Linked DNA regions of Homo sapiens: regions 1, 2, 3, 4, 6 and 7 are each linked to region 5. The links are chromatin contacts, found by Hi-C or POLR2A ChIA-PET in ENCODE. All regions are on one chromosome and are shown on one strand. Each heading gives the region's core, a stretch centred on a gene start or an enhancer-like site at or near the end of the contact. The rest is flanking DNA. Distances are from core to core; before and after follow the strand shown.

What was found. A loop is a pair of places that touch in the nucleus more often than their neighbours do. ChIA-PET counts read pairs that join two places held with the same protein, here RNA polymerase II (POLR2A). Pooled maps may share reads with other maps.
Region 1: a pooled map shows a loop between it and region 5 (5-fold over the local background). The contact joins two enhancer-like sites. A Hi-C loop is called at or near these places in 1 of 168 maps with a recorded cell type or tissue (B cell), 7 of 37 single-sample maps with no recorded cell type and 4 of 50 pooled maps.
Region 2: a loop to region 5 is called in a map with no recorded cell type, with 8 times the contacts of the local background. The contact joins two enhancer-like sites. A Hi-C loop is called at or near these places in 6 of 37 single-sample maps with no recorded cell type and 3 of 50 pooled maps.
Region 3: a loop to region 5 is called in a map with no recorded cell type, with 4 times the contacts of the local background. The contact joins two enhancer-like sites. A Hi-C loop is called at or near these places in 4 of 37 single-sample maps with no recorded cell type and 3 of 50 pooled maps. POLR2A ChIA-PET finds 5 or more read pairs at or near these places in 1 of 52 experiments (activated B cell).
Region 4: a loop to region 5 is called in a map with no recorded cell type, with 14 times the contacts of the local background. The contact joins the promoter of SGPP2 here to the enhancer-like site in region 5. A Hi-C loop is called at or near these places in 5 of 37 single-sample maps with no recorded cell type and 5 of 50 pooled maps.
Region 6: a loop to region 5 is called in a map with no recorded cell type, with 7 times the contacts of the local background. The contact joins the promoter of DOCK10 here to the enhancer-like site in region 5. A Hi-C loop is called at or near these places in 4 of 37 single-sample maps with no recorded cell type and 4 of 50 pooled maps. POLR2A ChIA-PET finds 5 or more read pairs at or near these places in 1 of 52 experiments (activated CD4-positive, alpha-beta T cell).
Region 7: a loop to region 5 is called in a map with no recorded cell type, with 5 times the contacts of the local background. The contact joins two enhancer-like sites. A Hi-C loop is called at or near these places in 6 of 37 single-sample maps with no recorded cell type and 3 of 50 pooled maps.

Annotation. Positions count from the first base shown.
Region 1 is chr2:224,924,984-224,927,683 of GRCh38, forward strand. The region is part of intron 2 of DOCK10 (dedicator of cytokinesis 10); the gene reads right to left. Among named protein-coding and RNA genes, the nearest start is that of MIR4439, 84 kb to the right of the region's middle. Within about 2 kb of position 1,391, at least 9 of the 41 ENCODE cell types and tissues checked have a DNase peak (open chromatin) inside an H3K27ac peak, as active enhancers do; they include B cell, where a contact is called at or near this core.
Region 2 is chr2:222,721,571-222,724,270 of GRCh38, forward strand. No RefSeq gene overlaps it. Among named protein-coding and RNA genes, the nearest start is that of MOGAT1, 51 kb to the left of the region's middle. Within about 2 kb of position 1,334, at least 3 of the 41 ENCODE cell types and tissues checked have a DNase peak (open chromatin) inside an H3K27ac peak, as active enhancers do.
Region 3 is chr2:224,952,142-224,954,841 of GRCh38, forward strand. All of the region lies in intron 1 of DOCK10 (dedicator of cytokinesis 10), which reads right to left. Among named protein-coding and RNA genes, the nearest start is that of MIR4439, 57 kb to the right of the region's middle. RefSeq lists a silencer at 1,331-1,380. Within about 2 kb of position 1,315, at least 9 of the 41 ENCODE cell types and tissues checked have a DNase peak (open chromatin) inside an H3K27ac peak, as active enhancers do.
Region 4 is chr2:222,423,115-222,425,814 of GRCh38, forward strand. It overlaps SGPP2 (sphingosine-1-phosphate phosphatase 2), which reads left to right and starts at 1,429. Exons shown (of 5, transcript NM_152386.4): 1 at 1,429-1,707. The coding sequence starts at 1,489. RefSeq lists enhancers at 673-972, 2,163-2,312, 2,363-2,422 and silencers at 1,133-1,482, 1,573-1,802, 1,813-1,862.
Region 5 is chr2:223,895,611-223,898,310 of GRCh38, forward strand. WDFY1 (WD repeat and FYVE domain containing 1) reads right to left here. Exons shown (of 12, transcript NM_020830.5): 7 at 1-20. Among named protein-coding and RNA genes, the nearest start is that of WDFY1, 48 kb to the right of the region's middle. RefSeq lists enhancers at 118-177, 188-337, 348-407, 1,149-1,208, 1,329-1,528. Within about 2 kb of position 1,326, at least 5 of the 41 ENCODE cell types and tissues checked have a DNase peak (open chromatin) inside an H3K27ac peak, as active enhancers do; they include B cell, where a contact is called at or near this core.
Region 6 is chr2:225,041,156-225,043,855 of GRCh38, forward strand. DOCK10 (dedicator of cytokinesis 10) reads right to left here and starts at 1,313. Exons shown (of 56, transcript NM_014689.3): 1 at 1,097-1,313. The coding sequence starts at 1,219. RefSeq lists an enhancer at 20-359 and silencers at 910-1,149, 1,340-1,709.
Region 7 is chr2:222,742,153-222,744,852 of GRCh38, forward strand. All of the region lies in intron 1 of LOC105373903 (a long non-coding RNA gene), which reads left to right. Among named protein-coding and RNA genes, the nearest start is that of MOGAT1, 72 kb to the left of the region's middle. Within about 2 kb of position 1,430, at least 11 of the 41 ENCODE cell types and tissues checked have a DNase peak (open chromatin) inside an H3K27ac peak, as active enhancers do.

The DNA of each region.
Region 1 (2,700 bases), core at 141-2,640, 1.0 Mb after region 5:
TTCATTAGCTTGTAAATGAGAGGAATATTATAACATAGAAAGAATCTAATTCGACAAAGACTATTACTCAGTTTTCAAATTGAAATTACAATGTTCTTACATGAACACCAGGAGCCGTTTAAAAGCCTGCTTTTCAGGCTCAAAAGCCACAGATTTAAAAGAGGTTGAGATTCTTATAAAATGTTAACCTTTGTCTCAGAAAAAAAAAAAGAAAGAAAACTCATGACCTTACTGATTTGCAGTTTAAAACATATTCAAATCTTTCTGCTTCCTTTCCTAGAATGACCCTTGTGGTTGAGTCTAGAAGTCCCCATATACCATTTGCTTTTCATTGCTAAAGACATACTATGAAAAGAACAAGCCATTGGTATATTATGATATCCACTATTCTGAGTTTTAATAGCCAGTGAAAAGTGCAGAATGCCTTTGAGTACCCTGGGACACAATTCTGACCTACTAATATGAAGATGGAATTTGAGAAGATAATGAGACTCTTAGGTGACTGTAGTCATGTGACATAGACTTTTGACTTTGAAAATTGCACTGCCCGGTGTTGAAAGTCTAACTGTTCAAGTGTAAGGTCTGCTTCTTATTCGTATTGGTGTCCTGGATATAAACAGCTTAGATCACCAAAGGTGGTCCATGAAGGTAAATTGAAATAGAGTTTTACTGGTGTGGACAAAATTGAAGTATAGTTGATAGGTGGTCTTCCTACACAGTGTACAGTCTTACCAGCTTTCAGACATCAGAACTTTCTTATTTATGGTTTTGTACTTCCCAGAAATGATCCCATCTCAGGCTTTCTACATCTTTTGCTCAGGAAGAAACTCATTTCTGACTTTCTCAACTTTTTTTCTGCTATTTTGCATCAGTCTTTTCTTAAACTGAATCATTTGACAATATGATTCAATGTGTCCTTGAAACCATTTTTCTTAGCCCTTGCTTTCTTTTCTTACTTTCTTTGCCACTTTACTGAGTCACACACTTTGGTGACTAAGTTCTTTATTTTTTGTTTTGTTTTAAAGTTTCTATTACTACCAGCTTGAAAAAGAAAGATGAAAAAAAGTAGCAAATACAATTATTGAAGCAGTACAAGTTTTTGCAATGAATGGCTTAATAAATACATCAATACTGCTTATTTTAGTGAATCATTAGGACACATGTAGTGCAGGAGTTCATACTGCTTAGTCCCAGAACCCACATACAAGGAGGACTAGCTTCTACCTGGTGTGCCAAAATAAAGGAAAGTGCTTCTGTGTCAGGCCCTCAACCTGGAAGAAAACTATTTTAATTCAATGTTTGATAATCTATTGAATGCCTATGAATCAGACATTGTGTTGGGTACTTGAAGTACAGATATGAACTGATTTGTCCCTTGTCTAGTAACAGAAAGGAAGTGAATGAGTAAGTGAAGAAGTACACTAAAGTGTTAGAGGGCTGGGTGCAGTGGCTCACGCCTGTAATCCCAGCACTTTGAGAGGCCAAGTTTGAGGCTGCAGTGACTTCCCACTACACTCCAGCCTGGATAACAGAGCGAGACTCCATCTCTTTAAAAAAAAGTGTTAAAAGGAGGAAACTAAGCTTTGCTGATATCAGCTATGAGCCAGGCACTATGTTAGAAGGAATGGGCCTCTTTAAAAAGGGAAACGTGTTCTTAGTGCTGTTTTTTAAGGTGATATGTTGAGTTGAGTTGTGCCAAAGCAGGAAGTATTTTCCTTACCATCAAGCAAAGCCAATTACTTCATCCTCTTTGTTCTCAAGAATTTTGTTTCAGAAAAGCCTTTTGGTTCCTCAAGGTACTCAAGGGATCAACATTATGTTATAAAATAGCAATCTAGATGTTTCTGAAAGATAATTCATGAAATAAATATTTATTTTCCATCTGCTTTGTGCCAAGTTCTGCTTTAGCTGCTGAAAATCTTTCAACAATCAAGACAGAAGAAGTCTCTGTCCTGCTAGAGGCTACTGTCTAACAGTGAGAAACAAGTGACAGAGGAGTGAAAAAGCAAACCAAGATATTTCCCAGTGGTGATAAGTGTTATCAAGAGAAGCAGGTGGGGTCATGTTATAAAGTAACTGGGTGTGAGGGCAATGTAGCTTGGAAGTCAGGGATGCTTCTTTGTAGAGGTGACATTTAAACTGAGTTGTGACTGAAAAATAGGAACCAGCTATACAGAGAGTGTAAAGGCCCTACCGAGAGGATGAGCTTGGCAAGTTGGGGGAACAGAAAGAATGCTTGATGTCTGTGCAGTGACTGAGGAAAGTAGGCTAGATGAGAGCTCAGAGAACATGGGGAACCAGATGACAGGGGTTATGGGAGGAGCTGGATTTGACTCTTAAGGCAATGGGAAGCCACTGAGAAGTTTTAACCAGAGGCATGGCGTTATCTAATTTGTGTTCCTAACAGCTTCCATTGAGTACTGTGTGTGAACGAATCAAAGCGGAGCAAAGAAGAAAGCAGGAGGACCAGTTACAAAACCACTTCTTGGAGGGGAGGTATGGTCCAGGCAAATGAGGGTATTTGTGGCTTGGGACAGCAGAGTGAATAGAGAAAAACTTTTAATATATACAGTCACAATATAAGAATACTGCCTTGGTGAAAAGTAATCTTTCTCGTGTACCAGATACCAGACGAAGTCTCTGATTCTCGGTATTTCTTAACCATAAGCATTCTAAATCAACTTGCTTTTTCATCCATAA
Region 2 (2,700 bases), core at 84-2,583, 1.2 Mb before region 5:
AATCACTTCCACATTTTCAGGTATCTTTATAGCAGTGCCCCATTACACAGTACCAATTTACTGTATTAGTCCATTTTCATACTGCTATGAAGAAATATCCAAGACTGGGTAATTTATAAAGAAAAATAGGTTTAATGGACTCAAAGTTTCACATGGCTGGAGAGACCTCACAATCATGACAGAAGTCAAAGGAAGAGCAAAGTCACAGCTTACATGGCGGCAGGCAAGAGAGCGTGTGCAGGGGAACTGCCCTTTATAAAACCATCAGATCTCATGAGACTTACTCATTATCATGAACAGCATGGGAAAAACCTGCCCCATGATTCAATTACTTCCCACCAGGTCCTTCTCACAACACATGGGAATTATGGGAGCTACAATTCAAGATGAGATTTGGGTAGGGACACAGCCAAACCATATCAGAAGTTCAAACTCTCCTAGCCTCATCAGACTACTATCATAAAGATTTTTAGTATTTACCTGATTACTGTTATGAGTCCACTACCTCTTACCTAGACAACTAGACAGATGAAAATGTTAGCTGAAATTATGAGAGACTTTTAAAGTCCATTTCCTCCCCCTCAAATACTATGGTAAGTTGACGGGTGATATTATAGCAATGAGTCCAAAGATCAAATAGTCAAGTGAAAACAGAATAGTAAAATTGTTTTGTTCAGATCTGCATAGGCAAGGTGATCTTTAGAGCTATATATTTCCACTGTTATTTTTGAGAGTTCTATAAAACAAACCATCAGGATGACTTGACTGCAGTCACAGAGTTTAGATTTTTAGATGACAAAGCTTATGCAAAGCAGTGTGCCCAAATGGTTATTTGTGGCCAGAGAAAACACTCTTCATAAGGAACCATTGATAGTGAACCTTTCAATCTCACTGAAGCCCTTACCACATCCTTTTGGCCTGCCTTTATTGCAGAGGTTATTTCCCTTTCCACATCTTGATAGACTTAGAAACTGCCCCAGGGCCACCATTATTTCAAAGGAGCAATTTCTCTTCCATCTTGCCTGTGATTTCTCTTTGCTCTGGGCTCTAGATTTTGAAAACATGTGGATGCAGTGACTTCAGTCTGATACCCTATCTGGGGTATGTAATGTGTTTTCTGCTAATTCCCTCAGTTCCATCAGGGATATTTCTTTGCCAGAATTATTTGGCAAGAATCTGCTGAAGAATTACTTTCAGCTTTATTTGTGGTTACTAGATTAAATTGGAATTTCCTGCATCTCTCTGTGATTCAAAGATTCTATGGAGGGGCTAAGGCCCAGGCTGTAAGGCGTGTTTGTGCCAGTAAACAAAGAAGTCCAGGCTGGGCCGGGTGTGGTGGCTGATGCCTGTAATCCCAGCACTTTGGGAGGCTGAGGCAGGCAGATTACGAGGTCCAGAGATCGAGACCATCCTGGCTAACATGGTGAAATCCCCTCTCTACTAAAAATACAAAAAAAAAAAAAAAATTAGCTAGGCGTGGTGGTGGGCACCTGTAGTCCCAGCTACTTGGGAGGCTGAGGCAGGAGAATGGCGGGATCACGGGAGGCAGAGCTTGCAGTGAGCCGAGATCGCACCACTGCACTCCAGCCTGAGTGACAGAGTGAGATTCTGTCTCAAAAAAAAAAAAAAAAAAAGTACAGTCCGGGTGCGGTGGCTCACACCTGTAATCTCAGCACTTTAGGAGGCTGAGGTGGGCAGATCACTTGAGGTCAGGAGTTAGAGACCAGACTGACCAACATAGTGAAACCCCGTCTCTACTAAAAATACAAAAATTATCCAGATGTCATGGTGGGCACATGTAATCCTACCTGCTCAGGAGGCTGAGGCACGAGAATCACTTGAACCTCTGATGTGGAGGTTGCGGTGAGCTAAGATCACACCACTGCACTCCATCCTGGGCAACAGAGCGAGACCCTATCTCAAAAAAAAAAAAAAAAATTAAGATGTCCAGGCAGGTGCAGTGGCTCACACCTATAATCCCAGCACTTTAGGAGACCGAGGTGAGAGGATTGCTTGAGGACAGGAGTTTGAGACCAGCCTGAACAAGATGGCAAGACCCCCCATCTCTACAAATAATTTAAAAAATTAGCCAGGCATGGTGGTGCGTGCCTGTGGACCCAGCTACTTGGGAGGCTGAGGTGGGAGAATCACTTGAGCCCAGGCCATTGAGGCTGCAGTGAGCTGTGATCATGCCACTGCACTCCAGCCTAGGCAACAGAACAAGACCATGTCTCAAAATAAATCATAAGCCTGGATGCAGCACAGGGTCAGATGCTCAGGGCCCAGGGCTTCAATGCATCCTCCAGTGTGTGATGGACAATTGTGATCAAGCACTGATTCAGTGAAAAGAGCCAAGGCATGGACGTGTGTGCCGCCCTCTCTGGGCTCACACTTAGAGAAGCATCTCATAGGAGAGAGAGTGAAGCCAGTGTCATAAGAGCAGTGCCAACCCAGTGCTTTGGGCATGTGGAGAGATTCATTCTGGCTGAGGAATCTGGAAGGGAGTTATGGGGGGAATGGAATTGACCTGGGCGTGCAAGGATGAAGAAGACTTAGGTGGGCACTAAGGGACAGCTCATGTGAAGGATTCAGATGGGCTGACCAACTTGTCGCTGTTTGCCTGAGACTTTCTTGGTTTTAGCAGTGAAAGCTCCTGTCCTAGTGATGTAGGCACACCCCAAAATTGGGGCTTAGCCCAGG
Region 3 (2,700 bases), core at 65-2,564, 1.1 Mb after region 5:
GACTGCAAAGTCCCTTCACAGCTGTACGAAAATTCATGTTTGAATAATCAGGCAGTCTGGAGGGGACGTCTTTAAAATACAGTCTACTACGTCTTATTCTCGAATTTTGTATGCGTGTGTTTTAATTTTAACATCAAGGATGTACTGAGAAGAAGGTGTAGATGAGAAAGACACTTGGCCTTTGGTTGTGGTTTCCACTGACCACTGAGATCCAGGTTGCAATGGGACTAAGAAATGAGTGGGAGGAAATGGAAAATTGGCTTCTAGATCATTTACTGGAAAATACTGGCAGTGAAATACAGGTGAGAAGTCGAAATAAAGGTGAGAAGTCGAATGGCACAGGAGAGCTCAACAAAGTTGGAAGAAAGGAAGAAAAATAATGGTGGAGGAAAGGCAGCAAACAAAGTCAATATACTATGTGAAAGTCCTTTTTAAATGCTCAATTATGTTATTTTTTTTTTTTTTTTTTGAGACGGAGTCTTGCTCTGTCGCCCAGGCTGGAGTGCAGTGGCGGGATCTCGGCTCACTGCAAGCTCCGCCTCCCGGGTTCACGCCATTCTCCTGCCTCAGCCTCCCAAGTAGCTGGGACTACAGGCGCCCGCCACTACGCCCGGCTAATTTTTTGTATTTTTAGTAGAGACGGGGTTTCACCGTTTTAGCCGGGATGGTCTCGATCTCCTGACCTCGTGATCTGCCCGCCTCGGCCTCCCAAAGTGCTGGGATTACAGGCGTGAGCCACCGCGCCCGGCCTATGTTATGTTTTAACATGCTCAATTCTAACTATTTTCAGTTAGATAGGCTATCCAATCCGGAAATGGCATCATCACTGAATCTAAGCAACCGGGGGGCAGAAACCTGGCTTTCATTGACAATGCATTTGAATCCATTCCATTAAAATGGCCCCAAAAGTACCATTAGGAATTTAGAGTAACAGAAACATAGTGCTTAAGATTTAGACACATGTACATGATGACAGGATTCACAAGTCCTAAATTGAGCAATTGGTAAGGCACCTCCTATTCATTTCTTCCCACTTCAGTTATTACTTCCTTATTACATTTTATCTTTATTCCAAGTTTTTTAACCTGTTGAGCTTTTTGGCATTTGCCATTGATTACTTCTTCATTATCGCAGAATGCTTGGATAATTCATTTTATTTTTTTCTCTTCCATTTCCAGTAGATTTCCCCATTTGCCTGCAGGTTAGTTTGCTGCACAGCCTTTCTGTCATAGGAAAAACAAGACTGGTCCATGGTGCATCTGCAGGCTCAGCTCAACCAGTGTACACCCTGCTTAAAGGAAGTAAAGCAGCAAGTATCTACTTCCTCCTTCACTGTGGTCTCTCCTGAGCCTCAGCCCTGCAGAAGAGCTCTTAAAGTTAGTGGTACTCAGGCTCACTGCTTCCTGCTAGAAAGGTCAACCCAACTGAGCAGCTCCAAGTTACCAATGAGAGTAGACTTGTCTGGGGGAGTTTAAATGAACACGACAAAACCTCGTATTTCTAAACGTACAGTTTTCAAAGTGGACAATGTCTGTGAAATATAGGTTGGGGCAAAGGTAACTGCGGTTTTTGCGATTATTTTTAAAATAGTGGTTTTTTAAAATGGCGCTACTAAAAATGATGGCAAAACCCACAACTACCTTTGTGCCAATCTAATCGTATACAGTATTTAGAAATTTCTTGGAAAATAAAGGGTGCTGTGCACATGAGTGAGAATGTAGATGAGCCAACAATAACAGAGACTGCAGTTTGTGGGTGTGTGGTGCATGTGGGAGTCTGTGTGTGCAGAGTGTGTGTGTGTGTGTGATGCATGCTTATTGTGTGTGTGGGGTAGATGTTGTGCATTTGCTGTGTATGTCTGTACAGGTATATAGGCATAAAATTATCTTGATTGCATTAAAATAACATAGTACTCCAATTATAGCCTTTCAGACAGGTATAAAGTTGTAATATTTGTTCACAGTACTGAATTTCAATAGGTTAGAAGGTGAAAATTCTCATTTAGAGAATTCTCATCAAATCAGAATTTGATGGGAGAGGGGTTTGGGTAGGTAAGAAATTCATTTCTTACAGAGTTTACAGAGCCCATCTTAGAATCTAACAGCAAACAGTGAAGGAGTTATACTTTTTCAATAGTGGACTTCATCACTGGTCAGAGATATCCATTTCCAGAAAAAAATTATAGTCCAGAGATATGTATATATCTTACCAATAAGTATCTTAGTGTGATATTTAGAAAATAAAATACATTGATTTTAGGGTTTATTATTTTCTGAATTTCCTGTTGGGCATTTAGTTAATCACCCTTTTTGAAGTTTTTGATTTTTTTTTGCTAAAGGCATCCAACTGTCTTCGAGAAGTCATGTGTATTTTAATATTTCCAGCTTCAGCCTGCTCTGCTGTTGAAAATGGGAAATCTCTAAGGGACAAACATTTATTCTTATGGAGACAAAACTCTAACTCACATGCCCTTGCCTCCATCCTCAGAAGCCAGGGCATAACAATAATGACAATGACAACAACAAAAATACCACAGCTAGCTCATAGCATTTCTAAACATGTTTCATACAAATATATATGCCTGGATTGATACTGCTCTTTACAAAGGCATGCAGCTAATTCTCACCTAGAATACAGTGTTCTTTTCCTATTAAAAAGTAATCAACTCCAAAGCAATATATTTTTCATTATACTATTTTT
Region 4 (2,700 bases), core at 179-2,678, 1.5 Mb before region 5:
AATGACAGCCAGAAGCATTGTGGAGAGATGCTTCCACCTCCTGGGCCGGACATTTCTGTGTGTGATCCCGCCAGACATGACAATAACTCTGCGTGTCTTCTGTAAGAGGAAAATGGTTTCCCTTAAGAGCTTCAGCATTCTCTCAGTCCCCTTGACTTTGCTCTCCAGACAGGACTGAGAAGCAAGAAAAGTAGAAACTAGGGCATGAAGGGGACTACATCATCCTGGAAAGTCACATCCCAAAGACATTCAGGCCTAAAAGGACAACTGAATAAATAAGGCATTGACAGGTGTTCATTAATCATTTGTGCAACCAAATTCTTAGTAGGCTTTGCATGGACAATCAGGAAACATGCAGGTTTCTGCTGCAAACGAAAGACGGGGTTGAATTGCACTTTTGTTGCAGACTGATCACCTGGGCCTAATTTGATTGTTGCCTCCCAAGGGATCTCTGAGCCCAGGAGGGAAATGTAGGAGGGAGGAGGGAAAACCAAGGCCGGCCTGCAGGATGTTTCCTTTGCTATCTTCTGCTGAGTGCTCTAAAGCAGGTGCAGGTGCAATGAGATACCTAATCCTGTCCCCAGTCCTCCAGCACTTTGTTCTCTTCTCGTTTAAACTCCCTAAATGGTCTGGTGGGGTTTTCCCAGTGTCATTGCTTAAAGAGAGGCAGAGCGGAAAGAAAGAAGTAGGAGAAAGCGGTAAGCATCTTTGTTCTCAATGCGGAAAACCCAGAAGGGACTTTCCTTCCCACCCACCTGAAAATGTTCCCCAGTTGCCAAATCAGAAGGGCAGGGGCAGCGACGCGGAAGATGACTCAGGGCCCACTTTGAACCTCCTGGGTACTTGAGCAAGCTCAAGGGTGTTCGGACCTCTAGGGAGACGTTGCATCACGCAGTTTGGAAAGAACTTGGGAATTCTCCCTGGGGGGCTCGCTGTATTTACTGGGAACTAGTCTTGCAGGAAGGTGAGAGTACGTGGCTGGCTGTGGGGAGCTGGCGTGGGAGGAAATCCGACTTCACCTTGGGCTCAGAGTTGCAAGGAAGGTCACTGTGGGATCAGCCTGAGCCCAAAAGGATGGGCTAATGGGAGCGGCCGCAGGTGCACGCGCGCTCGGCCGCTCCCATTAGTGTTACGTCTGCCGGGGGAAGAAGGTGGGGTGGGGGGTTGGGGGCGCCGGGAGAAGAGAGGCGCAGTTCGGAGATCGGCACTCCTCCGTCCAGTTACAGGCGGTCCTGCCCCCGTGGCCGCCCGGGGCCGCCCAAGCCCTCCGGGACGGAGAGAAAGGGGGACGCGTTGCGCAAGGTGGAGGCAGACACCTGGGCGGGCGCTAGGACCCGGGCGGCGCACCTGTTGGCTGGGCCCGGGGCCCCGCCCGCCCGGCCTCCGCCCGGAGTGCGGGATCGGCGGGGGCGAGGCGGGAGTGGCGGTGCCAGCGGAGGGCACCGGCCCGGCGTGGCAGCGGCGGCGGAGCGCGGCCCCGGGCACACCATGGCCGAGCTGCTGCGGAGCCTGCAGGATTCCCAGCTCGTCGCCCGCTTCCAGCGCCGCTGCGGGCTCTTCCCCGCTCCGGATGAAGGCCCCCGGGAGAACGGCGCGGACCCCACGGAGCGCGCGGCGCGGGTCCCCGGGGTCGAGCATCTCCCCGCAGCCAACGGCAAGGGCGGCGAGGCTCCGGCCAACGGGCTGCGCAGAGCCGCGGCGCCGGAGGTAACCATGGGCAGGTGTTCGCCGGGTACGGGGAGGGGGCGGCTGCGGACGTGCGGGTCCCTGCGACTCCGCCACGCGGGGCCGGCCGGGCCGAGAGGGCGCCGTCCCCGGCAGTGACCCGGCTCCCGCCGCTGCGAGCGGACGGGGAGGCCTGGCCTTCCAGTAACCAGGATGCCACCCTCCAACGCTGCCAGGGGCAACCGGGTCTATTGAGATATCCCCAGACGCTTTCAATGCAGTCCATTTAGAGACTTCCCACTTTCAAAAGTAGTTAAATTCACGTAGATGCCAGCAAATATGTAAGAGTTACGTAATGGAACGGAGGAGCGGGGATGTCCTTGGCACTTCCCCGGGGAGACGTTCTTAGACTCCCCCCCACCCCCGTATTCTTGCATTTCCGCCCATCCCCCTTCCCTGATGCGCACAAATGCGGGTGCAGCCGGGCTCAGCGCGCTCCTCACCGCGCTGCACCGCCAGCTCTGGGCACAGAACTTGGGGCTCACACAGCTCCTAGAGAGATTTACAACCTCCCTGCACTACCCCCGGCGATGATGTCTTAACAGCAACTCTCGCTTGCCCTCCCCCAGAGTCTGGGGGTCCCTCCTGCCTGGTGGGTCTTTTATGGACCGACACCAGTGACTTCTAACAGATGCTTCTGGGAGGGAAGCTCGCTACGCTCCCGCTAGGTGTTCAAAGCGTGGTTATACAACCCACTGCGGCTTGGGGGGAACCAGCGTGCGTCGTCGTCGCAGTGCACAGGGACTTTAGGCAGCAGGGACCAGACGGGCTGCACTTGGCTTCTGGGGACGCATGTCTACCGGGAGCACTGGCAGCACCTGCCTTTTCCCTCGGCAAAGTCAAAAGTGTGGCGCAGGAGAACAGAAATAAACGTATTAATAATTCGAATTCCTTGTACACAGCCACATTTTGTTCTTCCTAGAAGGTTTTGGTGAAAGAAAGGTGGCCTTTACTTACGTGTAAATTTCTAGATGT
Region 5 (2,700 bases), core at 76-2,575:
CCAGAGGCAGGCGACACTACCTAGGGATTTGTGAGAGAGAGAGAGAGAGGGAGGCAGGGGAGAAGTAAAATATAACTCTACATCAGGACGTATACATTTGACAGCTGAAGACCAAACTAGGAGCAGCTGAGTCTTTAAGCAAAAAGGTATCTTCATGGTGTACAACGGGTCATTCAACCATGCTATCATGAGTCATACAGAAGACACAGCACCATTATCCACAGTCATAAGATTACAATTTTCAATTATGCATCAAACTACTTTGGGCCGGGCATGGTGACTCACACTTGTAATCCCAGCACTTTGGGAGGCCAAGGAGGGCGAATCACTTGAAGCCAGGAGTTCAAGACTAGGCCTGGCCAACATGGTGAAACCCTATCTCTCCAAAAAAACAAATTAGCCAGGCATGGTGGCAGGCGCCTGTAATCCCAGCTACTCGGGAGGCTAAGGTGGGAGAATTGCTTGAACCCAGGAGGTGGAAGTTGCAGTGAGCCAAGATAGCACCACTGCGCTCCAGCCTGGGTGACAGAGTGAGACTCTGTCTCAAAAAAAAAAAAAAAAAAAAAAAAAAAACTGCTTGTAATACAAAGATTTTTAAAGAAGTTTTTCGTTCTTCTGTGACAAAAATTACAAAGTAGCTTACATACAAAATGTTCAGAATGAAGAAAAAAATTGCTACTAATATTTAGTGACAAAAACCAGTAAAGTTTACTGTGTCCAACCTACACAAGATAAAAAATCTAGATTATTCTGGGTCTCTGGGACATGGCAGGTGTTTTACCCCAAGATGTCTATGTTTAAGCAAATTACATTAAGTACCACAGAAAAAAGTCTGTTGTACACTACATAATTATGCCAAGTAATTTATGTGAAAAATCTGAACTTCACATTTCATACTTTATATTGGCTAACTTATCAAATTTGAAACCCTTGGGGAAATCTTTCTTTCTACAGGTATATCTTTCAGTAGGTCCTTTCCTTGTTCATCGACTGCTGTTTGTCTAGAAGAAACATTAATCAACTTAGTAAAACTGAACCAGCCACACAAGCTAATAATAATTTTGGTAGGTATATAGAAAATTAATGATGCCATATTCAAAAGCAAACAGAAACTACTTTATCACATACACTTTCCAAAAACAGAACAAAAGTAGAAACAAATATTCTGCAAAGGCTTCAGGGGTTACTTTCACATGACTTTCGACCCTGTGTAATCTATGTGCCATCCATTTCAGTTAGAGGCTTAAGAGCAGATAAATACGGTCTTTCAGCATGAAAACCAGTACCCATTCTGGTAGTTACTAGAACCCATTCTGCCTTTAGCAACCCTGAAAAAACTGGCGAGCCTGGGGGTCATGAGAGAATTAGTCATAAACAGAAAGTGGTTTCTTCACGGGCCTCTGCTTTCCTGCCCAAAGCTATTTTAACTTGCTGTTCTCTTTTCTTCTTTTCCCCTACAGGGTCCTTGATTTGATATACTCCATTTCACCTAAATAGATTACATAGAAAGCATAGTGTACATTTATTATAACTTGTTACAACTGAAACGCTTACTATGGTCATAAATAAGTCCATCATTGATTCTTTCAGCAACTCCCCAGTTCTCCATAAACCAGATGGCCTCAAAGCTTGTACTTTGTGACATATATCAGAATGTGATCTTGTGATCTGTATGAAAACTGCAATCCATTACAGCTTAGCATCTGACATAGTTTAGACATGTGTCCCCTCTAAATTTCGCATATATATATATATATATATATATATATATATATATATATTTTTTAAGACGGAGTCTCTCTCTGTCACCCAGGTTGGAGTGCAATGGCATGATCTTGGCTCACTGCAACCTCTGCCTCCCGGGTTCAAGAGATTCTCCTGCCTCAGCCTCCCTGAGTAGCTGGGACTACAGGCACCTGCCAACGTCCAGCTAATGTTTTTTGTATTTTTAGTAGAGATGGGGTTTCGCCATGTTGCCAGGCTGGTCTCAAACTCCTGACCTCAAGTGATCTGCCCAACTCAGCCTCCCAAAGTGCTGGGATTACAGGTGTAAGCCAACGGGCCCAGCCTCTAAATTTCATGTTAAACTGTAATCCCCAATGTTGCAGGTGGGGCTTGGTAGTTGGCTCATGGGGGTGGATTTCTCACGAATGGTTTAGTGCCATCCCCTTGGTGCTCTCCTTGAGTCAGTAAATGAGCTCCCTTGAGATATGGTTGTTTAAAAGTGTGTGGCACCCCCACACCCCCACTCCTGCTTTTGTCATGTGATGTGCCTGTTCACACCTCACCTTCTGCTATGACTGTAAGCTTCCTAAGGCCCTCACCAGAAGCATGCCGGCACCATGCTTCCTGTACAGCCTGTAGATCCACGAACCAATTAAACCTCTTTTCTTTATAAATTACCCAGTCTTAGATATTTCTTTACTGCAATGCAAGAATGGCCCAATACAGCATCTAATGAAACCTCTTTATTACACATGTGTATGTGGCGAGTCACTCAATACAATCAATGGACTTTAAAAACCCCTCCACAGAGCTTCACCAACCCACTGCACTACAGAAATGAAATTCCACCCAGTAATTCTTTTCCCTCAGTCCCTACACAGGGTATGTTTCCCAAGCAGAGGCTGAACCAGCCCACACATTTCTTCTAATTGTATTTATCAGGTCTTGCTCAGGGGCTTAGAAACTGACAAATTT
Region 6 (2,700 bases), core at 63-2,562, 1.1 Mb after region 5:
GGGAACTGGCTCTGGGAAGCTTTTGGCGCCCTCCTCATTGGTGACTGGCAAGAGTAACACTTTCACACTCTTAAAAAGAGCCGTTTAGTTCCTAATGATATTTTCTGGCAAAAAAGAAAATGAAACACACAACCCGGATTCCGGTCCACCAAACGCAGGCCAAGAGCGCGGCTGCTGAGCCCCGGTCTTGCTGTGAGGCTGTTGTTCCCACTCGCTTCCCGTTTCCACTAGAGTTGATTTGTCTCTTGCCACCTCTCCCCGGCAGTGTGGACCTACTGCAACGCAGGAACATCTGGGTTGGTATGGATAGGATCCTAGCATCAGATGCTGGCTGCTGCCCCAGGGACTTCCCGCGGAAATCACCCAGCACTTAGAAGCCGTTTCAATAAGGAAGTAACCAGTAAAGCATTGCTGGTGGGAGAACCCCGCGAAACATCTTAGAAAAATATCAGAAACCGCTGGAGACCTAATGACCCACGTCTCCTCCAGCCTGTGTTCCTCAGCCCTTTCTGGAGGAGTATTAAGTGGTTTGTGGGTTTTTACCCTGCGGTGGGAGGGCTGTTCCAAGTACATCTATTTCTGCGATAGTTAACGTCGGGGGGCCCCAGCTCTAACCAGGGCGAGGACCACGGACTGCATCCCTCTCTCTCAGCGCACTGGTCTGTTTACTGGAGGGTGAGAGGGACGCGCAGACCTCCGGACTCAGGGGTTCTGTTCTGTAGATCCCCCCACCCCACCCGGGGTCTCTGGCACTCGTATCACTTAGCACCAGTGTGACTGGCGGTGCATTCCGGCCCCCTCGCGCCCCATTAAAGCCCCTGCACATCCTCTCCCACGCTGCGCTTCTGCTACCCACGCAGCTGCTCCTCTGAGCGTCCCGCGTGCACAAACGCGCCCCCGGTCCTTACGCGTCGGTGGCGCTGCCTCGCTGAGGTGGCGCCGGGGGAGCCCGCAGAGGCGGCGGGGGAGGGAGTGCGGAGGAGAGGACCCGTGAGCTGCGGGGACCTGGGCCCGCCGAGCTTTTGGGGAAGCTGGGCTCCGTTCCCCCCGGGCGCCTGGGGCGCGCGGGAAGGCGCGGAGGACGCGCCGCACTCACCCGCTGCTGCTGCCGGCTGCTGACTGCCACCGCGGCGGCGGACGCGGCGCTGTGCCGGAGCTCGGCCGCCTGCCCAGGTCTCAACAGGCTCCGGGTGAACCTGCGGGTCCGCTCACCGGCCATCGCCGGTCACGCCAATCGCGCCGCGGGCCCGGGGCGCGCCTCCCGCCGGTCTTCCCCGCGCCAACCTTCTCTATCCACCCGCCGTTCAGGAAGCGGAACTCGGAGCCTTCCCCCCCCTCTTCCTCGCTCAACTCGCAAGAGGCGGGTTTTTCTCTCTTGCACCCCCACTCTTCCCACCCCCTTCCCTCCTCTGAAGCTTCTCGAAGACTTTCCAAACTCTGCGCTCCCCCGGGCGCGCGCGGCCAACTCGGCTGGCGGCCGGGCCCTGCAGCGGCGCATCTGGAGCGGGCGTCGCGGGACGCGTGTGGGGCGGCTCCTGCCCGCGCCGCCCACACGGGCTCAGCTGGCCGGCCGGGGCTGTCCACGCCGCCCGGGGGAACTGCAGGCTGCGGGGGAGGGCGGGGGGCGGCCGCCGAGGGGCTCCGGGCGGGGCCTGTCCAAGGCCGTCGCCTGTCCAAGGCCGTCAGCCTCATTTGGAGGTTGCTGGGAGAGTTGGAGCCCTGGATGCATTTGCCGTTTAGACTTCTATTTTCTGGGTCCGGCTAGTGGGTGGGGGCCAAGCTCGGTTCGCCCTTCCACCCTCGGGAAGGGGTCAGAGGCTTATTAAAGATCTGGTGGCTGGGATCCCAGCAGCATCGCCCAAGCCAGCGTTTGGAAGGCTCCCTTGCCAGAAGTCCATGTTCAGGGCCTTGGAATAAGCTTCCCCATTCATTCACTCCTTCAATGAGTATTTATTAAGCGCCTACTATATGCCAGCTCACACTGTTCTGGAAACTGAGGATACGGAGAGGAACTTAGCAACTACACTTTAAGGCTGTGTAGAGCTGATAGGTTTTTTCGGGGTAGGGGTGGGAGACAGCAAGTAACCAAGCGAACAAATAAACAAATACAGAGAAATCAAGGAGACAGTTTAAGCTACTAACACGAACTCAAAACCAATAAATCAGCGTTCTGGGGGTAAGAGACTTTGGGTGGCATTAGGATGAGTAGGCAAGAACCAACTGGCAGGGTTACTATGTAGGGTGGTCAGGTCGGGGGTGGATTTCACAGTTATGCTGTCTCTGCTCTTCTCTTGCCCATACCCATCTAGCCTGCACTTTGCCTCTAGATAGGTATCTGATGAAAGCCTTCTAAGAAGTCTCTTCCTGGGTCATACCCAGGGTGGTTCTGCAATTCAGTGTTGGACTGGATGGGGGGCAGAGAAGTTCTGGCCCCTGGATACTGGTCTGGAGAGATCTGGGACAGCCTTTCCAAGTGGTCTGGTTTTTTCTTAACAGCTTTTTATGGATCCATGACCCTGCCACTTTCTAAAGCCAATGATAGATAGTTATAACACAAGGTCACATTTGGGTATAAAGAATTCTTAAGCAATTGATAAATGCACTTTAGTCAGCTCTTTGTTAGCCAGGATTCAATTAGCCAGAGATGCTGTTTGGGGATCATTTCAGCACATTCTAGAAATCATAACAGGCGTAAGAGGG
Region 7 (2,700 bases), core at 180-2,679, 1.2 Mb before region 5:
TTTTTTGAGTTGGAGTCTCACTCAGTTGCCCAGGCTGGAGTGCAATGGCATGATCTTGGCTCACTGCAACCTCCGCCTCCTAGGTTCAAGCAATTGTCCTGCCTCAGCCTCCCGAGTAGCTGGGATTACAGGCGTGTGGCACCACACCTGGCCAATTTTTGTATTTTTAGTAGAGATGGAGATTCACCATTGTTGACCATGCTGGTCTCTTGGCCATGAACTCTTGACCTCGTGATCCACCCACCTTGGCCTCCCAAAGTGCTGGGTTACGGGTGTGATATATGCCATGCCTGGCATATATCAACTTTTATACACGTGGCTGCGAACTCATAAACAATTTTATTCTATTTTGAAGTTAATTTTAAGGAAACAAAAGATATTACAATAAGGCATCATCTTTGCTAACCCCACTCCTACAACAGAATATTTCATTATTATTTAGTTAGTTAGTTGAGGTGGAGTCTTACTCCGTCGCCCAGGCTGGAGTGCGATGGCGCGATATTTACTCACTGCAACCTCCGCCCCAGGGTTCAAGCGATTCTCCTGCCTCAGTCTGCCGAGTAGCTGGGATTACAGGTACTGGCCACCATGCCTGGCTAATTTTTGTGTTTTTAGTGGAGATGGCATTTCACCATGTTATCCAGGCTGGTATCGAACTCCTAACCTCAAGTGATCCACTCCCCTTGACCTCCCAAAGTGCTGGGATTACAGGTGTGAGCCACTGCGCCCAGCCTATTATTATTATTATTGAAACAGGGTGTCAGTCTATCAGACAGACTGGAGTGCAGTAGTGCAATCAAGTCACTGTAACCTCAAACTCCTGGGCTCAGCCAGGGGCAGTAGCTCATGCCTATAATCACAGCACTTTGGGAAACCAAGGCAGGAGGTTACTTGAGCCCAAGAGTTTGAGACTAGCCTGGGCAACATAGTGAGATCCTGTCTCTACAAATAATGAAAAAATTAGCTGGGCATAGTGGCACAATCCTGTGGTCCCAGCTACTCTGGAGGCTGAGGCAGGAGGATTGCTTGAGCCCAGGAGGTGGATGCTGCAGTGAGTCATGATCATGTCACTGCACTCCAACCTGTGCAACAGAGAACCTGTCTCAAAAAAAAAAAAAAAAAAAGCGACCAACTCCATGTCCTCCCTTCCACTTTCTCCCTCCACCTTTCGTTCTGAAGCTTCTAACGTTCAGTGATTTAAAATTTCACTTTTTGTGCCTAATGTAGTCACATGTCAATATTGCAGCAATTCCTAGTATGCCTCTTGGTAGAAGAGAGGAAAAGCAATTCCTCTGCCCTGGGGAATGCCCTCAGAGCAGCTGATGCCATCCTGCAGCAGAGTCCATTGGCATCAAGACACACACAATCAGGGCGGCTGAGCTGGTGGTGGGCTATTCACAGAGGCTAAGAAGTTATAACACAGGAAATAAGTCAAGATCCTTCTTTGCCATTTAGACTCTGAAAGCAGTGATTGGGGGCATTCTCCCGGCTTCCAACCAAACACGCCACTTCCTTTTCTTCGCTCCAGCCTCAGACTTCCTTTCTCTCTTGCTCTCGTACACACACCACGCGGCATCACAGGAAGGGCATGAGACAAGACCTTATCTGACAATTGTATCAACAAAGCCTTTGGGAAAATAAAAATGAGGACTACTAAGTAGAGTCCATATATAGTCCATAGATATATGTAATATATATATGGAGTTACCCATCATCCTGTTTAGCAACCTTTATGCTAATTATACATTAAGTCCAGAAAAATATGCTCTCCTATCTTGGACCACCTTCTAGTGTTGACAACAATGCCAGCTGCAAGCTTGGGGTCAGGTCAGCAGATCAGCAGAAGACCAGGAAACGCAAACAGATGGCCTCCATCTACATCTGCCCCGAGTTCTAGAAGGCACACAGGCTTAAAATAAAAAATTTCTCGTAAAAATCCTGATTTCTAGTGTCTATTTAAAAATGAGGGTGGGAGGAGGGACAGGAGTAGAAAACATAACTATTGGGTACTGGGCTTAATTCCTGGGTGATGAAATAATCTGTACAACAAACCCACATGTACTCACAAATCTAAAATAAGTTTTTTTAAGACCGGGTGCGGGGGTCACGCTTGTAATCCCAGCACTTTGTGAGGCTGAGGCAGGCAGATCACTTGAGGTCAGGAATTCGAAACCAGCCTGGCCAACATGGTGAAACCCCATCTCTACTAAAAATATAAAAATTAGCTGGGCGGGGTGGCAGGCGCCTGTAATCCCAGCAACTTGGGAGGCTGAGGCAGGAGAATTGCTTGAACCCAGGAGGCGGAGGTTGCGGTGAGCCGAGATTGCGCCACTGCACTTCAGCCTCGGCGACTCATCTCAAAAAAAAAAAAAAAAAAAAAAAAAAAAAAAAAAATTTTTTTTTTTTTAAAGTAAAACGAGAAGGCCTGGCAACGCTGGGGCCTGCATTTCTGCATGGCAATAAGTGTCAGGAGATGATCCGTGAGTGGGCCTGTTTAGAAAGGGCTCACGCTCTCCCGTTTACCCCAGTTCCTCCTATTCCCTAAAGCAGACCATTTGGCTGGTTTCACTTATTTATGTTACTGGCCTGGTTTTCTGAAAACATTTGGGTTCAGGAGATCTGTGTTCTCCTTTCCCTAAACTCTGTCATGCAGGACTATGGGGTAGGAGGAAGAAAGAAAAGATAGTAGAACAGCAAAGT